Linked DNA regions of Homo sapiens: regions 1 and 2 are each linked to region 3. Evidence: chromatin contacts called from ENCODE Hi-C or POLR2A ChIA-PET data. All regions are on one chromosome and are shown on one strand. The core of a region is the stretch at or near the end of the contact, and the rest is flanking DNA. Distances in the headings are between cores, read along the strand shown. Region 1 has its middle 66 kb from the start of FOXN3-AS2. Region 2 overlaps LOC107984635 (a long non-coding RNA gene). Region 3 overlaps FOXN3 (forkhead box N3).

What was found. Hi-C counts contacts between places; a loop is a spot of excess contacts on that map. ChIA-PET counts read pairs that join two places held with the same protein, here RNA polymerase II (POLR2A). Pooled maps may share reads with other maps.
Region 1: a pooled map shows a loop between it and region 3 (4-fold over the local background). The contact joins two enhancer-like sites. A Hi-C loop is called at or near these places in 1 of 168 maps with a recorded cell type or tissue (GM12878), 3 of 37 single-sample maps with no recorded cell type and 8 of 50 pooled maps. POLR2A ChIA-PET finds 5 or more read pairs at or near these places in 1 of 52 experiments (activated CD4-positive, alpha-beta T cell).
Region 2: a loop to region 3 is called in a map of GM12878, with 2.2 times the contacts of the local background. The contact joins two enhancer-like sites. A Hi-C loop is called at or near these places in 4 of 168 maps with a recorded cell type or tissue (GM12878, esophagus muscularis mucosa, gastrocnemius medialis and 1 more), 12 of 37 single-sample maps with no recorded cell type and 9 of 50 pooled maps. POLR2A ChIA-PET finds 5 or more read pairs at or near these places in 5 of 52 experiments (B cell, H1, HEK293 and 2 more).

What each region holds. Positions count from the first base shown.
Region 1 is chr14:89,508,533-89,512,525 of GRCh38, forward strand. It overlaps a transcript of FOXN3 not described here. Among named protein-coding and RNA genes, the nearest start is that of FOXN3-AS2, 66 kb to the right of the region's middle. Within about 2 kb of position 2,044, at least 9 of the 41 ENCODE cell types and tissues checked have a DNase peak (open chromatin) inside an H3K27ac peak, as active enhancers do; they include GM12878, where a contact is called at or near this core.
Region 2 is chr14:89,430,259-89,434,817 of GRCh38, forward strand. LOC107984635 (a long non-coding RNA gene) reads left to right here. Exons shown (of 2, transcript XR_001751025.2): 2 at 1-814. It also overlaps a transcript of FOXN3 not described here. Among named protein-coding and RNA genes, the nearest start is that of FOXN3-AS1, 15 kb to the left of the region's middle. RefSeq lists an enhancer at 1,855-2,408. Within about 2 kb of position 1,337, at least 2 of the 41 ENCODE cell types and tissues checked have a DNase peak (open chromatin) inside an H3K27ac peak, as active enhancers do; they include B cell, where a contact is called at or near this core.
Region 3 is chr14:89,163,281-89,167,191 of GRCh38, forward strand. The region is part of intron 5 of FOXN3 (forkhead box N3); the gene reads right to left. Among named protein-coding and RNA genes, the nearest start is that of FOXN3-AS3, 190 kb to the right of the region's middle. RefSeq lists enhancers at 1,711-2,642, 1,887-1,936, 2,137-2,266. Within about 2 kb of position 2,036, at least 9 of the 41 ENCODE cell types and tissues checked have a DNase peak (open chromatin) inside an H3K27ac peak, as active enhancers do; they include B cell and GM12878, where a contact is called at or near this core.

The sequences.
Region 1 (3,993 bases), core at 794-3,293, 350 kb after region 3:
AGCCGAAGAGCTTGGGCAGAGCAGAGAATGTCAGCATCATTCTCATCTCCTTGCAGGTGAAACTACAAGAAAACTGAGGCCAGCAGGCAATGAAGTAGACATGTTTTGAGCAGCCCCCAGGGCTTCTGATGCCCAAAGTCACAGATGACTCCAGACCATTGCTTCTCCAATGTTCGTGGGCCATGGATCACCTGCAGGCCCTGTGAGATGCAGGTTTCGATCCAGCAGGTGTGTGGTAGGGCTGAGATTCTGCATTTTTAACAAGCACTCAGGAGATGCCAGTGCTGCTGGCCCTGGGACCATGCACTGAGGAACAGGATCTGGAACAGCACCACTGTGCCCTTATGATTTTAGGCCTTTCCTGCCTTCCACATGACAGGCTTTGCATGTGGCAAAGAATAAAACAATCGCTATGGATTGGCCCTGTGGAGGGATGTCATATCACCTCCCTGGACACCCTCCCACCAGTTTTACATCACCTGCTATCTACCCCCAGCCTCCGCTCTACCCCCACTGATACTGCTCTGAGCTCATCTCCTACTTCCCTCCCTCTCACTCTGTTCCACCCACCCTGACCTCCCTGATAGTCTTGGAGTGGACCAGGTCCCTATCAGTACCTCCACACTGGCTGAGCATCGACCTGCCTTTCCCTCCCCTCCATCAGTGAAGGAATCTGCCCTGCCCTCTGGGTCAAAGTTATAGCACCCATGCTTGCATCTCCTGGACCTTGTTCCCTGCTTCATCTTTATCCATAGCACTTACCACTATTTGCAAATTATATACAGTTTTTTTTGTTGTTGTTTGTTTGTTTGTTTGTTTTAAGATGGAGTCTTGTTCTATTGCCCAGGCTGGAGTGCAGTGGCATGATCTCAGTTCACTGCAACCTCCACCTCCTGGGTTCAAGCAATTCTCCTGACTCAGCCTCCCAAGTAGGTGGGATTACAGGTGCCCACCACCACGCCTGGCTTATTTTTATATTTTTTGTAGAAACAGGATTTCGCCATGTTGGCCAGGTTGGTCTTGAACTCCTGACCACAGGTGATCTGCCCGCCTCGGCCTCCCAAAGTGCTGGGATTACAGGCATGATCCACCACGCCCAGCATTGTCCATCTCCCCACTAGGATGCCAGCCCCAAGAGGGCAAGGATCTGGTCTGTCTCATTCACTGCTGTATCCCAGTACAGGACACATAATGGGCACTGAAATATTTGCTGAATGAAGAAAGAGTTTAACTTTTAATGAAAACTGTAAAGTGCCAACCATCAATCTCAAGGACACCAATGAATTGTTTGCTTACATCTGCTATAAATAGTTTTAATCTGAATAAATGACTTCTTCGAGATTTCAAAATGACCCATTGTGGCAGATTGCAGGAGATAGTTTTATCCTGTCATGCAAGTATGGACATCATGGAGAAGGGCATGTTTCCCATGAAGAAGGGCATGTTCCCCATGTTTCCCAGCTCTCATTCACCAGTCAGCTTAATGGAATTCCCCCTTCCTCCCCATAGAACCCACATGGATGAGAGGCGGATAGATATCAGCAGGCAGACCTCCTCCTGGGAGAGGCCTCTCACCATGGGGGAAGATTAGAGAAAAGCAGGAGGCAGGAAGGAGAATTCCTCCATGATGCACATGAAAACCCTGAGGCTCAGGGAAGTTGAGTGACTTGCTCAAGGTCTCACTGCCAGTGAGACTGGGACTGGAACCCACGCATGCCTCCTAACTGCCGATATTCTGTATACATTGCTTCTCTTAACAAGTAGAATCTGCGACTGGTTTGAGAACAGCTTCAGTTCCAAAACTCATAAGAGGGATTCTGAATAAATCTTATGACAGCCACAGAACCAGAGAAAGTCAGATCTGCCAGGGAGCCAGCCCTGCATATGCACTGAGGGCAGCCACAGCTAAGCAGAGAGGGGTGTGTGTCCATTGCAGCTCCAGGACCCAAGCTGCCCTCTAACCTGACTGTGCATCTCCCCAGCACACAGCTCCGATCACACATGAGACCAGTGTGGAGAGGGGGTGGGTAGCTCCACCTCGACTCTCAGAGGAACCACAAGCACAGTCACACTCAGAGCGACAGGAAGTTGTCAGAGTTCAGAGACTGTAGACTGAAAAGAGTACCCAGACTAGGCACGGTGGCTCACACCGTAATCCCGGCACTTTGGGAGGCCGAGGCCAGCAGATCACTTGAGGTCAAGAGTTCAAGACCACCCTGGCCAACATGGTGAAACACCGGCCCTACTAAAAATACAAAAATTAGCCAAGCGTGGTGGTGTGCGCCTGTAAATCCCAGCTACTTTAGTGGCTGAGGCATGAGAATCACTTGAACCCGGGAGGCGGAAGTTGCAGTGAGCTGAGATCACACCACTGCACTCCAGCCTGGGTGACAGAGTGAGACTCCATCTCAAAGAAAAGAAAACAGTAACCAAATTCATCACCCCCTGCCTTTTCCCAAAGGCTTCTTCTCCTGTTCCATTACAAAAGTGCATGCCTGACCAATGCAGGCGTTCATGAGTGTCCAGAAGGTTCCCCAACTCATATTCCAATCATCCCAGCGGTAAAGCATCTCAAAAGACCTGCTTGGTGTCTTTCTTTCTTTCTTTCTTTTCTTTCTTTCTTTCTTTCTTTCTTTCTTTCTTTCTTTCTTTCTTTCTTTTCTTTCTTTCTTTTCTTTCTTTCTTTCTTTCTTTCTTTTCTTTCCTTTTCTTTCTTTTCTTTCTTTCTTTCTTTCTTTCTTTCTTTCTTTCTTTCTTTCTTTCTTTCTTTCTTTCTTTTTTGAGACAGTCTCTCTCTGCTGCTTAGGCTGCAGTGCAATGGTATAATCATGGCTCACTGCAGCCTCAACCTCTGGGCTCAAGCAAACCTCCCACCTAAGCCCCCTGAGTAGCTAGGACTACAGGCGTGCACTACTACACTCAGCTAACTTTAAAAATTTTTTTGTAGAGATAGGGTTTCACTGTGTTGCCCAGGCTGGTCTCATGGGCTCCAGCCACTGCATCCAGCCGACCTGCCTGGTTTATAACTCACATTTTAACTCACATTTACTCCAAGACCAACTTGCCCTGAAGCCTTGAGGTTACCCCCTACAGGACTGCACCTGAATTAACCTGTGCTCAGTGGTCTTTGCAGTCCTGATATGAAGAGTATTGTATTAGTCCATTCTCACACTGCTAAAAGGACATACCCGAGACTGGGTAATTTATAAAGAAAAGAAGTTTAATTGACTCACGGTTCTGCAGGGCTGGGGAGGCCTCAGGAAACTTACAATCATGGTTGAAGGTGAAGCAAACACGTCCTTCTTCACATAATGGCAGGAACAAGAAGAATAAGTGCCCAGCAAAGGAGGAAGCCTCTTATAAAACCATCAGATCTCATGAGCACTCACTATCACAAGAACAGGATGGGGAAAACTGCCCCTGATTCACTTACCTCCACCTAGTCCCTCTCATGATGCATGGGGATTAAGGGAACTACAATTCAAGATGAGATTTGGGTGGGGACGTGGCCAAACCATAAGTACAGACCCTTAGAGGCAAAAAGGACAGTTTGCTGCTTTCTCAGAGGGCACACCGCTGTTCTCAGCTCTTTCCCTACAACAAACGACCTTCTCTGTGACCCTCCAGAGCAGGACATGAAGCCATAGTGAGGGGCAGTATGACCAGCAGCTTGGGAACTGAAGGGGAAGAGACTTTTTCTCTAGGTTCTATGGCTGGGACCTGTGAATTGAACTGATAAAAGATTAACAGTAGAAAACGCATACGAATAATTATTTGATGTTAACATTTTTACACGGCATAGGGTAGGGAGAGGGGCTTTATAGAAAGACGTGAAAACCACAAGGAAGCGGTTAAATATACCATTTTAACAAAGAGAAGTAAATTGTGGAGATTGGACAAGACAAAGGAAAAGAGGGTTTGGGCTAGGGGCAGAAAATTGTGGGAAAGTGACTAGGAAATATATGAGGGAAACCCACGGAAGATAAGAGTTAT
Region 2 (4,559 bases), core at 87-2,586, 270 kb after region 3:
AATTTCCTTTGGTTCTGGTGGAAACAGGTTGCTTCAAAACCTTACCATACAGAACCTGCTTCCAGTGGTCATGATTCCAGTTTGAAGGATTTTCCTTCAAACTTACAATCTTAAGGCAATCAAAGAAGAAATGTTTCATTTAGGCTTTTTCAGCACAGATAAACACAGCAGCAGGTTGCTGAAAACCCACCACATTGCTGCAGACTACTTTCGGTTTCCTGTTTAATATTAAATAAAGAATTTTAGCTCTTCTGTTTTTATAAACTGTGCTATTTGCTACTACTGTCACTACTAAAAGCATTATGACTGGGTGGATAAGTAGTCCTATGATTTTCAAGCCTTCTTTTTTCTTTAATCTTAGTATCTATTTTGAAGACATCGCGAGAGTTAAGAGTCTCAAATCTGTTTAATTGATTTTTTTATTTTTAAAAGGCCCAAATAAGTACTTCCGTTAGCTCTTAGATCTCTGAACATTATGTATTTTTAAACCACTTTGAATACTTTGAAAAGGGCCACAGAAAACACTCATATTCAAATACCACCAGACGGAGGTTCTGCCTAACCAAAAGTAAAAGCAGAAAAGTTTAAAGCTGAATTGTGCCCTGCACACACCTTGAGATTGTAGGGGTGAAATGAATGGTCTTGGGCCGGGGATCTTGCTAAAGGCATGATAAATCATGCGTTGCAGGCAAATTAAGACCCAGGCTCTAACTTGAACCTCAGACTGTGCCAAACTCCATCTCCATTTAAGGAAAATGGTTTTCTCAGTTTCTTGCACATGACCTAAAGGCTTGTCCAGTCATTTCCGTTGTCTGAAATGCAAAGCAATCTTTCTTTTTTAAGTAGAGAAAGAAGAGTCCTGAAATATTTATAGGAAAGTGCTTCACTACCTACTGACAGCAATGTGGTTGGTCTCTACGTGTTTAGCACATTTTTTTTTGTTTGCTTGTTTCTTTGAGACAGAGTCTCTCTCTCTCTCCCAGGCTGGATGGAGTGCAGTGTTGTGATTTCAGCTCACTGCAACTTCTTCAGCTTCACTTGAACCGGGTTCAAGTGATTCTCCTGCCTTAGCCTCCCAAGTAACTGGGATGACAGGCGCCCACCACCACACCCGGCTAATTTTTGTATTTTTGGTAGAGACAGGGTTTCACCATGTTGGCCAGGCCGGTCTTGAACTCCTGACCTCAGGTGATCCACCCGCCTCGGCCTCCCAAAGTGCTGGGATTACAGGCATGGGCCACTGCGCCTGGCCAGCATGTTTTTTATCCATGTTTCTGTAGCTAGTCAAAAGCCATTCTTTTGACCCTCTGTGCAAGAGTTCTTGCAGCTGTTTGTTTTTGTTTTTTTATTTTGTTTCGATATGTTTTATTTTTTTAGAGCAGTTTAAGGTTCACAGCAAACTTGAGTGGGAGGTACAGAGATTTCTCATTATCCACTGCCCCAACACAAGCATAGTGCTGTGGTTGTTGTTTTGAGAAAGAATTTCACTCCTGTTGCCCAGGCTGGAGTGCAATGGCACAATCTTGGCTCACTGCAACCTCCACCTCCTGGGTTCAAGCAATTCTCCTGCCTCAGCCTCCCGAGTAGCTTGGATTACAGGCGCCCGCCACCACGTCCAGCTAATTTTTGTATTTTTAGTACAGACGGGGTTTCACCATGTTGGTCAGGCTGGTCTCAAACTCCTGACCTCAGGTGATCCGCCTGCCTCGGCCTCCCAAAGTGCTGGGATTACAGGCGTGAGCCACCACGCCCGGCTGTGTTGTTGCTTTTTTATAATCAAACAATATGTGATGTAAAAACCCAATTCCAACCAAAGAAATAGGAAAATCATAAAGAACATCGCATTGCAGTCTCTGCTGCTCCACAACTCGCCACTAACTGGATCCCTGTCACCTCTCTGTGGAAGGGTATAAAGGAAATATTGGTTTGAAACTAAGCCAAATGTCCCATCTTTTCCTAGCAATGTGTCTTGCAGGCAGACTCCACCTCTCCATTTATGGGTGGGAGACCTGGAATGTCCAGTGACGGCCCTAACACCACCCTGCTCCTAATTTTCCTAGGAAGGACCAAAGGTGATGTCAATTTTGCCTTGAGGACATTCAAGGCGCTTGAACAACAGGAGTCAAAACAATGAACACCAAGTACCCAATGACTGCGATCCAAAGGATTATAAAACATGCATAACAACAAAAGCTTCCTGCAGGCCAGGCACCGTGCCAAGAGCTTTACCTGCATTATTTATTCCATCTTTCCACCACCCTTACAGGATAGGTGCTGTCATCCTCATTTACAGATGAGGACACCAAGGCTTCAAGAAGCTCACTCATTTGCCAGAAGTGAAATGCAAACTTAAAGATCCCCATGTCCCTCTGGCCTGCACAGCCCCACCGCCTTGACCACTGCTCTCACCTGTCTATTGCTATTCTCCAAGATCTCATTTCCAAGATCACAGAATGTAACTTTCTGCTGGTCATCTCTACCTCTTAGGCTTCTTCTTCACAGTTTTGGGGTTTTTGGGAGGGAGTTTTTGTTTTGTTTTGTGGCATTGGTTTGGTTTGAGTTTTGCATAGCATTCTTCATTTTCTTTTTCTTTATTTAGAGATGGGGCAGAGGGGTCTCACTATATTGCCCAGGTCGGTCTCAAACTCCTGGGCTCAAGCGATTCTCCTGCCTTGACCTCCCAAACTCCTGGGATTACAGGCGTGAGCCAACGAGCACCTGGCCTGCATAGCATTTTTCAAGGGCTACTAATCATAGTCACCCTTTCTACCCTCACCATTACCTACAAATGCTCACATAGAAACAGACACATTTGGCTGGGCACAGTGGCTCACACCTGTAATCCTTTGGGAGGCCGAGGCGGGGTGAGTCACCTGAGGTCAGGAGTTTGAGACCAGCCTGGCCAACATGGCGAAACCCTGTCTCTACTAAAAATACAAAAATTGCTGGGCACGGTGGCTCACACCTGTAATCCCAGCACTTTGGGAGGCCAAGGTGGGCAGATCACAACGTCAGGAGTTCAAGACCAACCTGGCCAATCTGGTGAAACCCCATCTCTACTAAAAATACAAAAATTAGTTGGGCGTGGTGGTGCGGGCTTGTAGTCCCAGCTACTCGGTAGACTGAGGCAGAAGAATCGCTTGAACTCAGGAGGCTGAGGTTGCAGTTAGCCGAGATCGTGCCACTGCACTCCAGCCTGGGCGACTAAGCGAGACTCCATCTCAAACAAACAAACAAACAAATAAATACATAATACAAAAATTAGGCTGGGTGCGGTGGCTCACGCCTATAATCCGAGCACTTCAGGAGGTTAAGGCAGGCAGATCACGAGGTCAGGAGTTCGTGACCAGCCTGGCCAACACGATGAAACTCTGTCTCTACTAAAAATACAAAAAATTAGCCAGGCGTGGTGGCAGGCGCCTGTAATCCCAGCTATTCAGGAGGCTGAGGCAGTAGAATCGCTTGAATCCAGGAGGCAAGGTGGCGGAGGTTGCAGTGAGCTGAGATCACGCCACTTCACTCCAGCCTGGGTGAAAGAGCGAAACTCTGTCTCCAAAAAAAAAAAAAGAAAAGAAACAGACATATTCATTAAATGGACAAACGTCTAAAAATACTGAAATATCCAGGGCAATGGTCACACACCAGTACTGTGCTTTTATCAGAATTTTTTTTTTTTTTTTTTTGAGATGGAGTTTCACTCTTGTCGCCCAGGCTGGAGTGCAATGGCCCCATCTTGGCTCACTGCAACCTCGCCTCCCAGATTCAAGCAATTCTCCTGTCTCAGCCTCCAGAGTAGCTGGTATTACAGGTGCCTGCCACTACGCCCGGCTAATTTTAGGTATTTTTAGTAGAGACGAGGTTTCACCAGGAGTCAACCTGGTCTTGAACTCCTGACCTCAGATGATAGCCCCACCTCACTGTCCCAAAGTGCTGGGATTACAGACGTGAGTCACTGCGCAAGCCTTTTTTTTTTTTTTTTTTTAAGATGGAGTTTTGCTCTTGTTACCCAGGCTGCAGTGCAATGGTGTGATCTCACTCAGCTCACTGCAACCTCCACCTCCCGGATTCAAGTGATTCTCCTGCCTCAGCCTCCAGAGTAGCTGGGATTACAGGTGCCTGCCACCACACCCGGCTAATTTTTTTGTATTTTTAGTAAAGACAGTGTTTCACTGTGCTGGTCAAGCTGGTCTTGAACTTGTGACCTCAGGTGATCCACCTGCCTCGGACTCTCAAAGTGCTGGGATTACAGATGTGAGCCACCGTGCCTGGCCTTATCAGAATCTTAAAACACAAAGGTTTTTTAAGAAGCTCATGATCACTCCAGAGCACAGGCCTGGAACTCCAAGTCCATCTCCATCTCCCATCTGAACCCTTGGGAAGAACAAGCAGCTGTAGAGGTACCCATTTTCAACTCACAGAATAATCTCCTTTTTCTCCAATCCTCACCCTATTGCCTGCTCCCAAACCACCAAATAAACCTTCTTTGAATGTCCTACTACCACAAGGACAAAAATCTGATGGATTCTCTTGAAGGTAATGCTTCCAAAGCACAGACATTT
Region 3 (3,911 bases), core at 786-3,285:
AAATCAAGCTGTGCTTGGTTCGTGTCCCCGCCAACACCACAGAGTCAGACACCGCCAGACGATGTTGGCTGGGTACTTCAGAGAAAAAAGCCTGCTCTCGTCTGAAGCGGCTACATTAGGAGGCTTTTGTCAGAAGACTAAACCAGTGTTCAGCAAAGATACCTGCCATGTGGTGACAGCTACTCACTCATGCATTCCCTCCCTCGTTCATGCAATCTACAAATACTCACTGAGCGCCTAACAGAAATGCATGACCTTAGGGAGGGTTCTGGGGGAGGGACACGGGGTTGGATCGGATATAGACACTGCCACAGCGATGTTGCAGCCTAACAGAGAGGCAAGCCAGGGTCGCATCACAGACCAGAGGGCAATAAACTACGACTTCCCGAACTCAACACCTGCCAGGCGCTCTGCTAAGTCTGTGCAGAGGACCATGTTTAACTCCGTAAGGTGGATATTAGCATCCTTATTTTACAGTGGCTCGAAGTGAAGCCTGGAGAAGTTCAGTGATGTACTTAAAGTCACACAACTGATCACTTGCGGAGCAGGGACTGGAATCAAAGTCTGACTCTCAGACTTGAGGTCTTAGCTACATCACCAGACCGACCCTCCTTTGTGATTTCCCTATAACAAGGTCCCTGCTACCCATGCCTATAAGGCGTCTGTAGCACTCATCACACCTCTGATTATTTCTTTGTGTCTTTACATCTGAGCGATGTACTTTCCTTGTGCTTCCTTATCGCGAAAGTGGGAATAGTAACTACACCTGCTCCCCGTGGGTGTGGGGCTGAGGACACGAATTAATGCCTGCAGGTGCCTGGACCACGGCTTGGCCTGACAGCAATGGCTGTGAAGCTTATTCCTGGTTAGGACCCATGCTCCTTATGTCTGGGAGGCAGCTGCCTGTCTGTTAGTGCCTGGCGCCCAGCCTTCAGAAGGATGAATACTTGCAGGAGAGGAGGGTCACTTGTAGCTGAAGGGGACGAAGGGTGGACGCCAGGGAATGTTTTGTGGAAGACAAGGCATCTGACCTTGGACACAAGGGCTGAAGAATTTGGCAGGGATGGGAACTGTTCTATGGCACCATGCTGGCCCGGTTTCCTGTAAGCTCATCTACCTCGTGATCCATTTCTAAGAGTTCTGGGGAACATGACCATACTTTTCCTGCCTAGATGACCCCAACTGTAAGTACTCTTACATCCCCTCCATAGAGGGCACTCCCCACCATCATTATGAACTGTGTGGTCATGTGTCCCATTAGAGAGCTAGCTCCATGAGACAGGGTGTGGTTACTGCTAGGCCCCCAGTGGCTATCGCCGTGTCAGCACGGTGGACACAGCAGATAAACTGAGGAAGTGCGGCACAGGTGGAATCACGTGGCTGAGAGCATGAAGCTTGGGAAATGACTGTGGGTCTCCACCACCATGACTCACCGGGCACACGCTGAGGATACGGCACTGGTAGAAGGGCTGTGGGGTCAGGACCACCAGTGAGATAACAGTAGTGACAATCTCTACCCTGGCTTTTCTCCTGTCACCCTCATGGGCCTTGAGGCTCAGGGAGACTTCAGCTGCATCCCACATAGAAAGTGAAAGGGGAAGGGAAAGAGTCCCTAATGAAAAGGGTGCAGTAGGGAGTGAGGCGAAGGAGCTGCTCTCCTGGGGCCCCAGGGCCGGTGGTATTTTGCTAAATTTAGGCTGGGGGAGAGACTCCGTACTGTCGTGTCCACCAGCAAAATGTATGAGGGTCATTATCAAAACTCAGCCTTTGCTAGATGTCCGAGAGCCTCCTGATGAACCCCAACACTTACAATGTGTGCATTTGTACACGGAAGTCCCAGTGAGACCCAGAAGGGTCCCAGCTTGTGTCCTGTGCTCCGTGATCCCAGATACACACCACCTCCCCTAAATCCTTACAGACAGAGCCTGGCTTGCAAGCCACACACGCCTGTGCTCATATCCCAGTGTTGCTTACTGGTGACTTTGAGCAGGCTGTTTTACTTCTTGAAGACTCAGCTTCCTCATCTACCTTGTGGGGCTGCGTGAGGATTAAATGAACTGTCCTGAGCACAGAGCAAGGCTGTTTGTGGTGCCTGATCATGTTTTTTACTTGTGGTCCGATTCCTGCGACTTCCTGCTGCTGTGACTTGTTCACTCTGAGCAGTCTTGTTTTCTCTTTCTATTCTGGATCGGGAGGCGTATGGGAACCCAGCACCAAGTCAGAGGAAACAGGCCCTTCAAGAGGAGTTCCTCCAGGGCTTGCCTGTGAACACAGCCCCTGAGCTTTGGGGTTTGGCCTCCTCCGTATCTGTTTTCTGCAGACTTCCTATTTCTTGGCTGTGTCTTGGGTGCATAAAGATGGCTGGGATAAGATTACTTTGAGGTGTCACCAAATGTGAAACTTGGTAAATGTAATTAATCATACAGCTAGCTATTAATAGTTATTAGAGCAAACGAAAATGAAAGTCTCGTTGTATGGTCCTTTTAATTTTTGCCATTTGAGGGAACTACTGTAAAATACAAAAATAATTCACCCACTGAACTAACATCAAACAGTTTCATAGTAAATCTAAGTATACTTGAAAGAGTAAAGTGGGCTATATTTAGCTTTTAATAAATGGATTCAGTTCTGAATGTTTCTTTTAAAAAATAACTTGGGGCTTACAACTCACGTCACTACCACAGTTAAGCAGAACATGATCCCTCTCTGAACACAGATGGGGAGAATCACGAGTGGGAGAGTGAGAAATAAAGCAAGTGCTCCACAGTGCTGATTCCTGGTGAATCTAGGTGAAGGGTCTGTGCTATTCATTGTGCTTTTCTTTCCCTTTTTTCCTAAGTTTGAACATTTTTTAAATCAAAGTTTTAGGGAGGGGGAGAAATACTCTAGAACCAAAGCAATGATGTTAAACGTGAGCTCCACACTATCATAAGAGGAATGGTTTCGAGCCTGAGAATGTCTCTTTCTTTCTTAAACAGGGAGATTAGCAGCATTAAAGAGGGGGATCCAAATGGAAACTTTCTTCTTAAAGAGATCCCATGGATTAAAGGGAGAATAGAAAAGAGAATGATTCCACAGCCCCTGATTTGATGCTGTGTGGGGCAGAGTTTCCGGTACCACCTAGAATCAGACTGCATGCCAACAGAGTCCATGACCCAAGTCCCTATTGGAACACTGGCCTACTTAACCCATTTCACAGAAAAACAGAAGCTCAGAGAGCCCCATGGTTGTTGAGTGGGGTGGCCCGGACAGTCTCAAAGATGGTTCAAGCAGGAATTCAAAATATCTCCCTGTCACTCCTGAAGAAGGAAGTTTACTGTGATGAAGACAGAAAACCAATACATCCACTGATAATATTTCTGGATGAAAACAGGTACACAGACATAACTTCAGGGAGTGAGAATTAAAATATAAATGTCTCTCTTTCTCATTTGATGAAATTAACCTTCCCTGAGATTTTAGCTTGGGATTATGTAATCCATAAGTTACACACAAAACTCAGCAGGAAGTGAAAAGCTCCTTCAATTATTAATAACTTGGTGCAATGTTATTCACGATGGTGCAAGCCAGCTGCACTGACTTGGTGTCAAATGTTTCCCGCCGCAGGGATTGCCATTACAGGACAACAAATGCTTAAAAGAAACCAGCCATTCTGAACATGTTGGAAGGTGAATTTCTAACCACTTTCTTAAAAATCATTCATTAAAGTGAACATGTGATACATCCGAAATGCCTGCAATTTTTCAGTTTTAGCTGAATTTATGTGTAACGATATTGCAATTAGCATAAATCAGAGCCACCTGATTTTACTGGGCCTCTAAAAGTTTAAAGCATGTGGCTCAACAAAACCACGTGCTATTCATCTCAGATAAAACCTGGTACTCATTCTCTTGTCAAATAGTTGGAAAATA